Regions from separate parts of the Homo sapiens genome. Here region 2 is linked to region 1. Evidence: read pairs that join two places in POLR2A ChIA-PET (ENCODE). Cell type or tissue: Panc1. All regions are shown on one strand. Each heading gives the region's core, and the rest is flanking DNA. Links, peaks and the distances in the headings are about the cores only.

Region 1 (8,175 bases), core at 2,049-6,048:
GCATGGATAAATATATCTGTTGAACAAATTCATGCAATTAGATTTTCTAGTTCAAAGAGGAATGTATTTTAAATGTTTTATAGATATTCTTAACCTGCTGTACATACTAATTTTGCCAATATACGTTTTCAACAGAGTATGTGCTTATATGTGATTCACCACATAATCATCAACACAGTCATTTAATTTCCATATCTGTGAAAGGATGTATCTCACTATTTGCTTGGCATGATCCATTGCATCTTAGGAGTTTACTTACTTTTTTTGCCTTCTTTTAAAAAATTAATATATTAGAAAATTTCATTTTAATAGTATATCCTTATCTTAGCTATTTTGCTCAGTTTCTTGTTTATATTTTATGATTTCTGTTATAATAGTTGGTTTTTCAAAGGCTTTTAGATTTTATGCAGTTAAATGTAATTTTGTATGGCTTCTGGATCCATAGGCATTTCTAAAATAATTTCTCATGTTTACCTTAGCACATTTTCAATTTTATATTTTATATTTAAGTATTTTATTCATGAAAAAGTTATTTTGATATACATTATAAGTTAAGAATCAAGATTTTAGTTCCTAAATAAAAAGCTCAGTCAACTCAAAAGAGTTTGTTAAATTAATCTTATTGTTGCACTGCTTTAAAATGTTATTTTGATTATTTATTAAATATTTAAATATTTGTGCTTTTCTTTATTCTGTTCAAGTACTCTGTTTCTTCTTGTGCCAGTGCCACAGTTTTAGAATTGCTATAGCTCTTTACATTATGATGCATAATTGAATTAGTCCCCATTCATTACTCATCATTTTTCAAAGTTTTCCTAATTATTCTCAAACAAATCTTAGTGTTAGCTTTGTTATCTTTCCAAAAAATGCTGCTGACTTTTTAATTGAGATTTTATAAAAGTATATTCTTTATTTTTAATAGGATTCATTAGTCTAATACATAGAAAATATAACTATTTTTAGTTTCTATGTAGAAAAGCAGTTTATTTTTACAGATTAATTTCATATTCAGCCTCCATCATACTGAAACTTACTGTAGTTTCTAAGACTTTTTAAAGCTAATTTATAAATGTTTTCCAGGTATAAAATCATAAAATCTTCTAAAATGATAGTCTTCCTCTTGTTTTTCAGTTTTTACACTTATATTTTATTCTACTCTCCAGTTAAATTTTCTAATATTTGTGTTATAATGTTAAACAGTAGTGGTCCTAATGACATATTTTTATTGTTTCTGATTTTAATGCCACTTAGACAAATGGTCCTCAAACTTTAGCATGGAACAGTTCATACAAAGGGCTTGTTAAAACACAGATTGTTGCTCTCCACACCAGTCTTGATTCTGTAGGTGTGGGATGGGGGCAAAGCATATATATTTCCAACACGTTCTCAGGTGCATCTGACACACTCGGAACAAGGCCCCACTTTGAGAACTACCATATGTTATCAGGCTCTTTAGTATAAAGCTGACTTTTGCTTCAAAATATCATGTACTTTTGATAATGTTAAGTGACCCTTTATTCTTTTTTATTAAGAGTTTTGTCAGAAATGAATGTGGGAGTTTTTCAAATGACTTCTGGGAATTCATAGAGCTGACAATATTGTTTTATTTCCTTTTCCTATTAACGTGATAAATTTCAATAATAGCTGTCCTAATACTGTAAAACCTTAGCATGCAATAAATTTGATAATGGCATTTTGCATTTTAATATGTTACTACTACATTATAATTGACACTGTGAAGTTTTTTGTAAATGTCATTGAGTTTTCATTACTATATTTTTCTGCATTGTATATTGATGTTAAAAATCATTCCATAAATATAATTTGAAATATTTTCTTCTCTACATATGTTCTAGAAGTAAAGTTATCATAGTAAAGTTATCAGTTTCTTGATGTTTTGATAGATTTCACTAAAGACATTTTTAGGATTGGCATTCTTTGTTATTTTCTTTTGTAGGTAAATACTGATAATTTTTACTTTTCTTAAAAAACCAATTGCTTTAGCAATTAAACATACCTCTAAATAACAAATGGATTAAGAATAAGTCTCAAGATAGGTTAAAAATATATTGAACTAAATAAACATGAAAATAGAACATCGAAATTTGTGTGATTAGCAAAAGCAGTCTTTAGAATGAAATTTTTAGCATTGAATGTATGTATTTAAAAAGAAGAAATATCTAAAACCAACAATCTAAAGAAAGGCAATATACCCCTAAAGCAAGCAGAAGAAAAGTAATAATAAACATTGGAGCATAGCACAATAAAATTAAACACAAGACATTAATAGAGAACATCAACAACACAAAGACCTGGTTCCTTGAAAAGTTCAAATTCATAAACCTCCAGTCAGGCTAATCAAGTGAAAAAGAGAGAAAAAATTAATGTTGTCAGAGATGAAAAAAGAGCAATGACTACTGATACCATGGATATTAAAAGCATAATAAATGAATGTTATGAACAATTGTATGCCCACAGATTTGATAACCTATATAAAATGAGCCAATTCCTCCAAAGGCACAACCTACTAAAGTTTACCCAATGAGTAATAAATCATCTGAATATGCTCATGTCTATCAAATAAAATACAGAATAATATCTCTCATGAATATTGATGCAAAATCCCCAAGAAAATATTAGCAAACCAAATTCAAGAAAGTATAGAAACTATTATACACCACAACCAAGTGGAATTTATTACATGTATGCAAGTCCCGTTCAACTTTAGAAAATCAAATAATGTAGTCTATTGTATCAATAGGCCAAAGAAGAAAAATCAGATGATAATATTAATAGGTGTTGAAAAGGCAGGTGATAATGTTGAATACTCATTCCTGATAAAAACCCTTAGCAGACTAGGAATAGAGGAGAAATTCCTCAAGTTGATAAAGAAAATCTACAAAAAACTATAGCTAACATCATGCTCAATGGTCATAATTTTCATATAACATTAGGAACAAACCCAGGATGTCCTCTAACACTATTCCTATTCAAGATAATACTGAAAGTATTAGCTAATGCAATAAGATAAAGAACTAAAAAATACAAACTATTTTTATTTGTACCTAATATGTTTGTCCATGTAGAAAATCCCAAGGAATCAACAGCAACAAGAAAACTCCTGGAACTAACAGATTATAGCAAGGTTGTAGGATGCAAACCTAATACACAAAAGTCAGTTCCTTTTGTACATGACAACAATGAGTTATAGAAATTTGAAATTTAAAACACAATGTGACTTATTTTAGCATGAAAATTTAAAATTAGAAAAAGAAATGCTAAGATGTACATTTTAAAAATTATATACCAGATTGATATGAACAAACCTACCAACCCTGAAAGAAATCAAAGAATAACTAAAAAATAGACATTTTATGTTCATGAATAGAGAGACTCAATATTGTTAAAATGTTAGTTCTTTCCAACTACATCTATAGATTCAACACAATCTTACTCAAAACCCCAGCAAGTTATTTTGTGGATATCAACAAACTAATTTAAGTTTATATGGAAAGGGAAAGACACACACTAGTCAAAACAATAGTGAAGAAGAGAAAAATAAGAGGACTGACACTACCCTACTGCAAGACTTGTTATAAAAGTACTTTGATAAGGACAGTCTGCTATTGGTGAAATTATAGGCAAATAAATTAATAAAACAGAATTAAAGTTCAGAAATAGACCCACACAAATACTTAAAATAATTTAGTCTTTCCAGGAAATGGTGTGAGATAACATGGACATTCAAGTGCAAAAACAAAAGCAAACACACACACACACAAAAGAAAGAAATTTATCTAGACATAGACCTTAGACCTTTTATAAATTTAACTTAAATAGATCATAGAGATAAAGATAAAATTAGAAAAGTATAGAATTTTTGAAAGATAATATAGTAGAAATATCTAAGTGATCTTGGGTTTGGTAGTGAATTTTTGGGTATAACACAAAAAGTATTATCCATGAAAGAAAAAAAATGAAAACTTAGACCTCATTGAAAATAAAACTTCTGTTCTGTCAATCACACTCCTAAGAGAGTGAAAAGAGAATCCACAGGCTGGGAGAAAATATTTGCAAAAGATACATCTGATAAAGGATATGTATCCAAAATATACAAAGAACTCTTAAAACTCAACAATAAGAAAGCAAACACTGCAGCTGGATGCAGTGGCTCACATCTGTAATCCAAGCACTTTGGGAAGTTGAGGCAGGTGGATCATGAGGTCAGAAGTTCAAGACCAGCCTGGACAACATGGTGAAACCCTGCCTCTACTAAAAATACAAAAATTAGCTGGGCATGGTGGTGGGTGCCTGGGAGGCTGAGGCAGGAGAATTGCTTGAACCTGGGAGGCGGAGGTTGCAGTGAGCCGAGATCTCGCCACTGCATTCCAGCCTGGGTGAAAGAGTGAGATGCCGTCTCAAGAAAAAAAAAAAAAAAAAAAAGAAAGCAAACAATGCAGTTTAAAAATATGCAAAAGATCTGAACAGACACACCTCCAAAGAAGATATACAAATAGCAAATAAACATATAAAAATGTTCAGTGTTACATATCACTAAGGAATTTTAAGTTAAAACAAAGAGTAACCACTACACACCTGGTAGAATGGCTGTAATCTGTAAAACTAACACATACCAACTGCTGGTAATGGTGCAGGGCAACAGGAGCTCTTATTCATTGCTTAGGGATGCAAGTGGCATAGTCACTTTAGAAGGCAGTCATGTAATTTCTTGCAAAGCTATACATAGTCTTATCATACATTCCAGTAATTGAACTCAGAGGTTTTTACCCCAGTGAGTCGAAAACATGTATCCACATAAAATTCTGCACATGAATATTTATAGCAGTTTTGTTAATAATTGCCAAAATGTAGACGCAATAATGATATTCCTTTAATAGGTGAGTGGGTAAATAAACAGGAGTACAACAGTACAACAATTAAAACACATGAGCTACCAAGCCATGAAAAGACACGGAGGAACCCTAAATGTATATTTCTAGGTGAAAGAAGCAAATAGTCATACCTAGTCTATGATTCCAGTTATATGACATTTTGGAAAAGGTGAAACTATGGAGACATTTAAAAGTTCAGTGGTTTCTCAAGGGTTGGGGGAAGAAATGACAGATGCATATGTGAAAGGGGATTTTTAGGCTGGTAAAAGTACACTGCATGATACTATAATGGTGAATATATGGTGTACATTTGTCAAAATTCATAGAACTGTACAACACAAAAAGGAAACCCTGATGTGAACTATGGACTTTAGTTAATGTTTAGAAACTGCTTGTAATTACATTCCCACATGAACAAACAATATGTAGTAATTTATGTAAAAGCACATATGTATGTACATGTGCGTTAAAAAAGTATGAAAACATAGTGACTATTATCTCCACCTGAAGAGATTTGGAATCATTTTTATCCATTTCCTTATGCTTTTCTGTATTGCTTATTTTTCTGTTATTATTTCATTTTTATTAATATGAAAATAATCTGGGCTGGGCTTGGTGGCTCATGCCCGTAATCCCAGCACTTTGGGAGGCTGAGGCAGGTGGATCACCTGAGGTCAGGAGTTCGAGACCAGTTGGGCCAACATGGTGAAACCCTGTCTCTACTAAAAATACAAAAATCAGCCAGGCGTGGAGGTGGGCACTTGTAATCCCAGCTACTCAGGAGGCGGAGGCAGGAGAATCGTTTGAATCAGGAAGGCAGAGGTTGCAGTGAGCTGAGATCGTGCCACTGCACTCCAGCCTGGGCGACAAGAGCAAAACTCTGTCTCATAATAATAGTAATGATAATAATAATAATAATAATCTGATTTCCTTAAACTATCAAAATAAATACTAATTTAATGGCCTCTAGTAAAATATTGTAGGCATAGATCTGAATGTAAGAATAGTTTATATAGATTGTTCCTAGGCACCTAACAATGAATCTGTTACCTACTAATTCCTAGGCACCTAACAGTGAATCTGTTATCTACTAATTTATTCATAGAATCTGAATAAAATAATAGTTTATATAGTTTGTTCCTAGGCACCTAACAATGAATCTATTATCTACTAATTCAAAGTGTATGCTATTCCTGCAATATTTTACTTCCTCTTCAAGATAGATTTTATTCTATTTATAAGTGAGTTTGTTCCTAAGGGCATAACTTTAAAAGGGAATAAAAATGTGCTCTTCTATAGTATTTTCTTATTTTGATAGATATATTTGTTATTTGTGAAAGGCTTTCATTTCACTTATATGTGGCAGTTCAGTTGACATTAATAAAATAACACTTTACTTTTTACTCATTATTTTATAGTATGCATAATCTGTTAGGTTATAAGCTCTCCTAGTATTTTCTTGGTTTCTTTTGGGATATGAAATATTTCTGCATAATTCTTATGACCTATCGTAAGAAACTGACTTGTCTTAAGAGAGTCAACACTGCCATATTTGTTCTTTGCCACTATTCTTACACATTAGTAACTTTCTACTATTTTTACTTTACAAAGCATCTTTTGTTTCTGTCACATTTAAGATAAAATCCAGATAAAGCAATCCTTGGTTTCAGCATTAGTTAATTTCTAACAACAGTAAAATCAAATAGTTTCATCCGCAGGTGTATTTGTTTTTCACATTTTCATCAACCCTGAGGGAGGAACACAAGTAAAGTCTTGCAACATTGCCACAGTGTGTTATTTATATTCCCACTGGGTACCATTCATCCTATTTCAGTTAGAGCCAACTATTTTCTAACACATTTAGATCGTTTTATAATTGTATTCTTACATGATTTACTACCATTCTTTGGTTTAATGGGGCTTATTTTAGGTCTGGTATTGAAGATAGAACATAATATTCCTTTTTCAGGTAACCAAAATATGTATTTTAGCTATTTAATGTAGTTGTTTGTTGTAGAGATCATGGTACCTTCTAATGGATATAATAATTGTTTTAGGATAGGATATTCTTATTTTTATGTGAGTAAATATTTAATAACCAGCTCTTTGAAAGGAAAGTAAAATGGCTCTGATTTTTAGCATTAGAGATTTTCCTTATGTACGTAGTTCTATTCTGGCCTATTTCAAGATACCAAAGTAACATTAAATGGTTTTGAACAATTCTGAACATTGAACAATTGGCACTCACAAGTTAGTTCTGCCATGCCATAGCGGGCTCCTATATTTCAAATGTGATCTGAATGTTGGAAAGACTTAGACTGTTCGTACTTCAGCTTATCTGAAACCCAGGATTTCTATTTTGGAGGATCCATATTCCAATTTGGTCCTTGTGATAGGTTTGTTTTATGCTATCCAAACTGGCAAGGATCTTTCCTGTTTTCCTGCCATCTAGCTATTCTAATACAATTAATTTAATAGATTAATTCTAACTTACTGTTATGTAACATATTGTTTTCTTTATTTTCCAAAAGCATGACTTAGACAAGAATCTTCATATATGATTTTATATTTTGGTCCAAAAAACAATTGCATGAGAGCTATTTCTTACAAATATTCTTACAAAATAATTTAAATGTATAGACTAAGGAGGTTTTGGGATTAAAATAAGAAGTTGGAATTTTTATCTATACTACTTTTTATTATTACCCCTTAGGATAAAATATGTTGTCAAAGTTATTCTTCTTTCTCTGAATTATAACCAATAGTGATTACTTTAGCTTTGCACATTTTCACAATTTTATCATTTTGCTAAGCTCTCTAAAATTAGAAACATTTGTCTGACTAAGGATTTTAAAGATCCATCTTTAATTTGTTCAAGTTCCATGAGCCAGCATGACGCTAATGTTTGACTTAGAAGGAAAGGGGTAGGGGTTGTAGCTGGACACTGGATTCACTGATAGGATCCTCAAGAAATAGTCTAAGAAAACTCCTGGGTGGATGTCTGGTTTTGCTTAGGTAGATGATTACTTGGACTGGCACTATCTTTGTTGTACGAACTTTGGCTAAGAACCTTAATGCAATCTTTTAATCACCTTCTATCTGATTTTGGTCTTCTATTTCAACCTTTGTATTCCTTAAAGCAATAGTGCTGAGGTATCCATTGAATATCATCTTACAGGATTGATTAAACAGAAATCAAAAATAATTTGGAGAGCTCTCTGTTGATTTCTGGTATCCTCACTTTCATTTCTGGATCTAGGTTGTATCTATGATTTCTTTTACT
Region 2 (8,175 bases), core at 1,702-5,701, 170 kb after region 1:
TTTATTCTTTTTCAAAATTGTTTCAGCTATTCTTATTTCTGTACCTTTCTGTATATTTTAGAAAAACCTTGTCTATCTGCATCAAAATAAAAACTTGCTTAGATTTTTTGAGGAATTTCCTTAAACCAATGAATCAATATAAAAAAATTACAGCTTGCTATGTTGAGTCTTCTAATCCATAGACTCAGTATATCTCTCCATTTATTTAGATCTTATTTCATCAATGTTTTCCAACTTTTAACATTAAAGTCTATACATATTTTGTTATATTTACATGTAAGTATTTCATTTACTAAGTGATTGTAAAATGTATTGCATTTTTAAATTTTGGTTTCCACATCCGCATTGCTAGTATATAAAAATAGAATTAATTTTTGGATACTGCTGTTGTACACCTGCAGCATGCTAAACTCAATTCTAGGAGTTTCTTTGTAGATTTCTTAGGACGTGTTATATAGATAATAATGTCTCCTGTGAATAGGGACAGTTTCTTCCTTTCCAATCTGTATGGTTTTATTTTCTTATCTTGTTTTATTGTAGTGTCTAGAACTTCCATTATTGTATTAAATGGCATCTTTGTCTTGTTTGCAATCTTAGAGGAAATATATTCAGTTTTAAATCATTAAGTATGATACTGCTTGAAGGTTATCTGTAGAAGTTCTTTATCAAATTGTGGAAGTTACCCCTATTTTCCTGGTTTTTATCATGATTGGGTGTTGAATTTCTTTAAATGCTTTTTCTGTGACACTTGATATGATCATTTGATTTCTGTTGCTGAGCCTGTCAATATGATGAATTAAACTGATTGAATGTTTAATATTAAACCAACTTTGTTCTTCTGAAATGAATCCCATTTTGTCACACTGTATAGTTTTTTTACAAATTGTTGAATTTTATTGGCTAATATTTTGTTAAGGTTATTCGGATCTACATTCATGTGGGATATTGGTCTATAATTTTCCCTTTTTTTGTATTGTCTCTTTCTGGTTTTGGTATCAGAATAATAATTTATAAAATAAATTCAAAACTGTTCCCTCTTTCATTTTCTGTAAGAGATTAAGTAAAATTTGTGTGAATTATTATTTAAATACTTGATAGAATTATGTAGCAAAAATACTTGGTCCTGGAGACTTCTTTTTAGGGAAGTTTTCAAATTAATATTCAATTTCTTTAATTTTTACAGGGCTACTTAAATGACCTAAATATTAATTAGGTATTACTAATTAAATATTAGGTTAGTTGTGACAGACTGTCCCTTTTGGGGCACTAGTCCATTTCATCAAAGTTGTCAAATCTGTGGGTTCTGCTTTGATTGTTTGTCTCCTCCAAATCTCATGTTGAAATATAATTGTTGGTCAGGTGTGGTGGCTCACGTCTATAATCCCAGCACTTTGGGAGACCAGAGTGGGAGAATTGCTTAAGCCTGGGAATTCAAGACTAGCCTGGGCAACATAGTGAGATGCTATTTCTACAAATAATCAAAAAATTAGGGCAGGCACGATGGCTCACATCTGTAATCCCAGAATTTTGGGAGGCCAAGGCAGGCCAATTGCTTGAGCTCAGAAGTTCGAGACCAGCCTGGGCAAACATGGCTCAATCCCATCTCTACAAAATATATATACATATAAAAAGAAAGCCGAGCATAGTAGCAGGTGTCTGTAGTCTGAGCAACTTGGGAGGCTGAAGTGAGAGGATGGCTTGAGCCCAGGAAGTGGAGGTTGCAGTGAGCCGAGAACATGCCACTGCACTCCAGTTTGGGTGACAGAGTGGGACCCTGCCTCAAAAAAAAAAAAAAAAAAAAAAAAAGAAAAGAAAAAGAAAAGAAAAGGAAAGAAAACAATCAAATTAGCCAGATGTTATAACACATGCCTGTAGATACTTAGGAGGCTGATGCAGGAGAATTGCTTGAGCCTGGGCAGTCAGGGTTGAAGTGAGCTGAGATTGTGCCACTGTATTCCAGCTTGGGTGACAGAGTGAGAACCTGTCTAAAAAAAATAAATAAAATAAAAAAGAAAGAAATATAATTGTTATTGAAACAGTATTAAGAGGTGAGACCTCTAAGAGGTGATTAAGCTATGAGTGTTTCATCTTCCAGGTTTGGATTGGTGCCATTATAAAAGGGTAACTTTAGCCCCTTCTTGCTCTCTCTTGTCCTCTCGCCTCCTGCCATATAAAGAAAACACAGCAAGAAGGTCCAATACATTTATGTTCATTATAAATTTCCCAGGCTGCGGTATTCTGTTATTGCAACACAAAGAGAGGACTAAGACACTGCGCATTGTTAGTAGTAGTAGTTTTTTTTTTTTTTTACTTTACTTTTGATGTCTGCCCAGTCTATAGATATATCCTGTTTGTTTGCTGATGTTAATTTGTGTCTTCTTTCTTTGTCAGTCTTGCTAGAGGTTGATCAATTGTATTGACATTTTCAAAGAGACAACTTTTTGTTTTATTGATTTTCTGTATTGTTTTCCTCTTTTCAATTCAGTTATTTCTGCTTTTATCTTTCTCATTTCCTTCCTTCTGCTTGCTTTGGGTTTATATTACTCCTCATTAACTAGGTTCTGAGATTGGATCCTATCTTATTGATTTGAGACATTTCATCTTTGCTAGTATGAACATTTAGTACTATAAATTATTCTTTTTGCCTGCTTTAGCTGCATCCAACACATTATCATATATGGTGTTTTCATTTTCATTTGGTTCAATGTATTTTCCTATTTCACTTGAGACCTTCCTTTTTGACTCCTGGCTTATTTAAAGGTGCATTATTTAGTTACTAATGTTTAGAGATTTTCCTGTTGTCTTATTGTTATTGATTTCTAGTTTGGTTACATTGTGGTCACAGAATATATGCTAAATGATTCATTTTAAAAAATGTGTTGAAGTTTTTCTTTTGGCCCAGCATATGGTTTATCGTGGTATCTATTTCATAGGCACTCAAAAAAAATTTTGTTTTCTGCTACGGTGGATAGAGTGTTCTATGAATGTCTATTAGATTGCATTTATTCATGGTATTTTATTGTACTTCTATGTTAGTTGATTTTCTGTTTAATTGTTTTATTGACTGTTGAGAGAGAGGTGTTAAGTTTACAATTATACATATGCATTTATTTCTCCTTTAAGTTCTATCAGTTTTTGCTTCATATATGTCTTGTTTCTGTTTTGGTGCTTAGACCTGTAAGATTTTGGTGGTTTGTTTGTTTGTTTGTTTTAGATACAGGGTCTCACTCTGTCACCCAGGCTGAAGTGTAGTGGCACAAAAATAGATCATTCTAACCTCAAATTCCTGGACTGAAGCTATTCTCCCACCTCAAGACTTCAGCATCCCAAATAGTTAAGAATTCAGGTATGTGCTGCTACACCCTGCTACTTTTTAAAACTTTTTTATTTTTTTTTAGAAGAGATGGAGTCTCACTATAGTGCATTGGCTAGTCTTGAACTATAGCACTCAAGTGATCCTCCCACCTCAGCCTACCCATACCACTGTGGTGTGAGCAGTCACAACCAGCCTATCGCTGGTAATTTTTTACTCTAATGTTAATTTTATCTGTTATTGATATAGCCACTCTTGCTTTCTTTTGATTAATGTTGGCATGACCTATCTTTTTCCATCCTTTTACCTTCAACTTAGCTGTTATAAATTGTTATATCTGAAGTAAGTTCCTCTTTGACAGCATATGTTTGGGTTACTTTTTTCCCACTCTGCCAATAACTGTCTTAATGGTTTATTTAGGCCATTTATAATTAATATAATTATTGATATGTTAGGGTATAAGACTGCCATTTTATTAATTTTAATTTTCTGTTTATTCTTTGTTTTTCATTTTTCTGTGTTTTTTTCTGCCTTTCTTTGGGTTATTTTATTATTCTTTAGAGTCCCATTTTAATTTACCTGTAGGGTATTTTTTCTTCTGTCTTTTTATGTATTTTTTAATGGGTTCCTCTCAGTGTTATATTAATATACAAAATTTATCACAGTGTTGACATTTAATCAGTTCAAGTGAAGTATAGAAAATTTAATTTAGTATATTCCATTTGCCCTTCTCTAATATAACTGTCTTACATATTTTCTCGCACATGATGTAGTGTTATAATTATTATCTTACATGACATTTATCTCACATGAGATAGTGTTATAATTTTTGTTTTAATCACTGCACATAAACTGAAAACTTAAAAGGAGAATTGAAATGTATTATATTTTCCCATCTTTATACTCAGTTGATTGTTCTTTCTTCCTGATGTTTCCAGATTACTTATTTGATCATTTATTCCTGTTTTGAAAACTTCCTCTAGCCATTTGTATAGGATGAATCTACTGGTATTAAATTCCCTTAGTTTTCTTACATTTGAGAATTTTTGTATCTTCCCTTTATTTTTGAAGGATATGTTAGGTGGATATAGAATTTGGAGTCAACATTCCTTTTCGTCCAGCACGTGAAACATGCTGTGTTACTCTTCCTAATCTCTGTTATTCCTGTTGTGAAATTTTCTGTGTCTTTCTCACTACTTCCACAATTTTTATTCTCTTTTATTTTTGCACATTTGATTATGCTGAGCTTTAGCATGCATTTTTGGATGTATCTTGTTTGGGGTTCTCAGTTTTAAAAATAGATATCTGTATGTTCTTTGGCAAAGTTGGGAGCAATTTAGCTCTTATTTCTTCAAATGCTTTTTTATCCCTACCCATTTTCTCCTTTCTTTCTGGTACTCCAATGGTAAAAATTTTAGATATTTTGTGATAATCCCACTAATCCTTAAGGACCTTTTTAAAGCCCATTTTCTCTCTTTTGTTCAGATTGGGTGTTCCTCTATGTCTTTCAGTTTATTTTTAGTTCTTTCCCCTCCATTCTGCTATTGAACTCATCCACTTAGCTTTTCATTTCAGTTGCTGTATTTTTCAGTTATTTTCCATTTGGTTATTCTTTGTATCTTCTATTTCTTTGCTGACATCTTCTCTTTCTTTGTTGATTTTTTTTTTTTTGCCAAGTGTGTTTAAGATTGATTAATTACTTGCTGCTTGTTGAATGATTTATGTGATGGCTGCTTTAAAATCCTTGTCAGATAATATTAAAATCTTTATAATCTTGGTGTTGACAATTATTGATTGCATTTTAACATTCCAGTGGAGATTTTTCTGTTTCTTGATACAATGAGTGATTTTTTAATATAAGCCTAGCCATTTGGGGGTATTTTATTATAAGAATCTAGGTCATATTTAAATTTTCTGTTTTCACTGTTCACATCAAACTCTGCTCCAGGTAGAGAAGAGGCATGTTTCTACTATGTTATTGCCAGGTTGGTGTGGAAGCCTAAATTCTCCATTTAGCTTCCATTGACACTTGTAAGTGGAGGACTTCTAGTTATTGCTGGATGGGGGAGGATAGAGTTTCACCTTCTAGTATGCTCAATCGATACCATCCTGACTGATAGAGAGAAGTGTAGAGAAAGAAGTACCTCATTACTGCTCCCTCTGTGGCCTCTATGTTTTGGAGGGACACTTATTGCTGGTTAGTAGTAAAATTCCTGACTCTCCACTAGGCCACCTTGACATCACCCCAGTGGGGAAAGAGAAGATGCCCAATTACCTTCCAATGGGAACTTCTTACATGCTTTCCACTGTCACCATGGGAAAGAGGGTAACTTATTACTGCTTAGCAAGGAATAAGTCTTTGTATTAATTTTCTAGCACTGTGATAAGAAAGTACTACAGATCAGGTGGATTAATTTTCTCATGGTTCTGGAGGCCAGAAGTCCATGATCAAGTCTGCAGAAGTGTTTCTTCTGAGGCTCCTCTCCTTGACTTGTGGATGGCTGTCTTTTTGCCTTTTCCTTCTATGTGTTCACATGGTTTTCATTCTGTACACCCCCATGTCTGGTACCTCTTTGTGTGTCTCATTCTTCTCTTCTAGTAAGGAGACCAGTCATATTGTGTTAGGGACCATCCTATTGGCCCCATTTTAGCTTAATTACCTCTTTAAAGACCCTGTTTCCAAATGTAATCATATTTTGAGGTATTTAGTATTGAAGCTTCAACATATAAATATTAGGGGGCACAATTTAGCCTTGAACCATGCCGTTGTCTCTTTTGGCCTTCTCTGATAATACCCCAACATGAGCATTAAGATGCCTTGTTACAATATGTCTAGGGTTAGAGTCTAGGCTCTCCATTTAGCCTTGCTGGTAGCATTGGCATTGGAACCAGAGCTTTTTCCTGTGGTATTTGACTAGAGAATAATTATTATCTAACAATTTGCTGTCTTGCAAGGCTGACTCTTTCCTGGTCCCTTTACTTGGGATATGTTGAGAAAAAGTTTGCATGAGGAATATTTTGCTAAAGTCTCCTACCACAACTGGTTCTAAGCTACACTTAACAATGTTTGGCTCTAATCAGCATTTTTCATATCTTATGTTTAAATACTTTGAGTGCCTTTCTTAAGTCATTATTCCATAATTATTTCCTCTGTTTCTTCCTGGTGCACATAGTACAACAAATACACGTAGCTTTATATTCCTCCACCAGTGAAGCTGATAAAATATCAAACACTCCATATAGGACAAATCAAGATGACATTGACAATTGCAGTGACACCAATAATTTACTAAAGAAGAAGAAGGAAGCAGTCTTCCCTGGACTGAGCATTTTACATGTATTATTTTATTAAATACTCATGCAACTCTAAAAGTAGTTAAGATTACATTAAAAACTTAGAATGTTTTGGTGTGAATTATTTCTGTATTTTTAGTAGCTAATGGTCCTAACCTGGAATCAACTGTTTGCTATATGCCTTCTGTTGGTGCTTACAAATTCCTTCTTTGTTCTTTTCCATTCATCTCTCTGCCCTGGGAAAGGGAGGTGATCCTGTGAGTCTGGCATCAAGGTACTCTCTTGCCAATGAATGAGAAATACTGGCAGGATATTAGAGGATGGGAAGAGAATGATGTTCATGTATTTATTCCCATGGTCTGCTCTCTGTCAGTTGCTGCATAGTGTTTGTATCTCTGTACCTAATGTCACAGCTCTGGTTGGTTGGGTTTTGGGAGCTCTCTTCAAACAGATGCTTTTGCTGGATTCCAGTAATTGTTCTTTACCTTTTCCTTTCAAGCCAAGTATGCTAAGTGCTTCTATTGTTGTAAACCCCATTTCTTACTGGTTTCCCTTCTTATAGGTTTCCCTTAAGCCTATCTACAATGTTCTATATAGCCTCATTCATCAAAATTTCTCAATTACCTCATTTGAGTGTGCCATCTATTTCTAGTTTTGTTCAGTGCAGACCGATTTATACATGTTTAAATTGTTAGTTTTGATCCCTTATATCTACAGTTTCCAAAGTGACTTTCAGTGGCTTCCATATAGTTTATTATTTTACAACACCGTATGTAAATACACAAACTACTTATGTATTTCTCTCAAAATGTTCTAGAAAAGATTTCACTTTTAAAATATTGTTATTAAGAATATAACTTCCAAACATGATTCTTACCTTCAGCAGCTGTTTGCCTTAGTTCAGAGAACAGCAGTTACATTAGAAATACGGAATTCAACATTTTCATGATAAGTTTAGCCTGTTGAGGCCAATCTTGCATGTTGAACATATAAAAGACTGATATTTAAAAAAACACAAACAAAACAAATAATTTTTGCCATTATAATATATTTTCTCCCAGTCCTACTGTTAACTTTACTGTTCCATTTCTAATAATCAGCCTTGGCTGCACCGGGGTACAACTGGAAGGTTTTGATTAATTTACCAACCTACGTGAGGAGGCTTCAGTGACTTATTGTGAGGTTGCTTCGGTTAGGCATGGATGGTACATTACTGTTCTTTTCTAAGTTGATAATGTTCTGTGTTTGATACTCAGTTGTGTGTAACTTGGCTCACCCAGACTTCTTTGTGATTATTCTTTCATATATTAATTTGTTTTGCTCTTTATGTTTTCCAGAAATTCAGAGTTTGATTGCAAGTTGTACTTCTGGGTATTCTTAAGGCAGATCTTCTGTTCTTTGATCAGCCTTGTTTTAGCTTCCTGTATGCCCAGCTGTGCAAGTGTACTGCCATCATCCATCAATTCCACATGTCTAGACTCACAAAAGCGAATGGCTGTCGGCATTGCTTCCAAACTGGTAGCTGGCTGACATCCAGCTGCTCTTTACTGGTGATTTTGTATGCTAAT

The links. Peaks named below come from ENCODE experiments on the same cell type or tissue, not always from the same donor. Only the 100,000 strongest peaks of a DNase experiment are listed, where the experiment ranks them.
Region 2: POLR2A ChIA-PET joins it to region 1 with 5 read pairs; 2 of 35 experiments call an interaction of 5 or more read pairs at or near these places.

The regions. Positions count from the first base shown.
Region 1 is chr6:140,276,749-140,284,923 of GRCh38, forward strand. No RefSeq gene overlaps it. Among named protein-coding and RNA genes, the nearest start is that of MIR3668, 76 kb to the left of the region's middle. In Panc1, for the core only: no CTCF peak of the experiment used is centred there; no DNase peak of the experiment used is centred there; H3K27ac peaks cover 654 bases.
Region 2 is chr6:140,451,334-140,459,508 of GRCh38, forward strand. No RefSeq gene overlaps it. Among named protein-coding and RNA genes, the nearest start is that of MIR4465, 230 kb to the right of the region's middle. In Panc1, for the core only: no CTCF peak of the experiment used is centred there; no DNase peak of the experiment used is centred there; H3K27ac peaks cover 398 bases.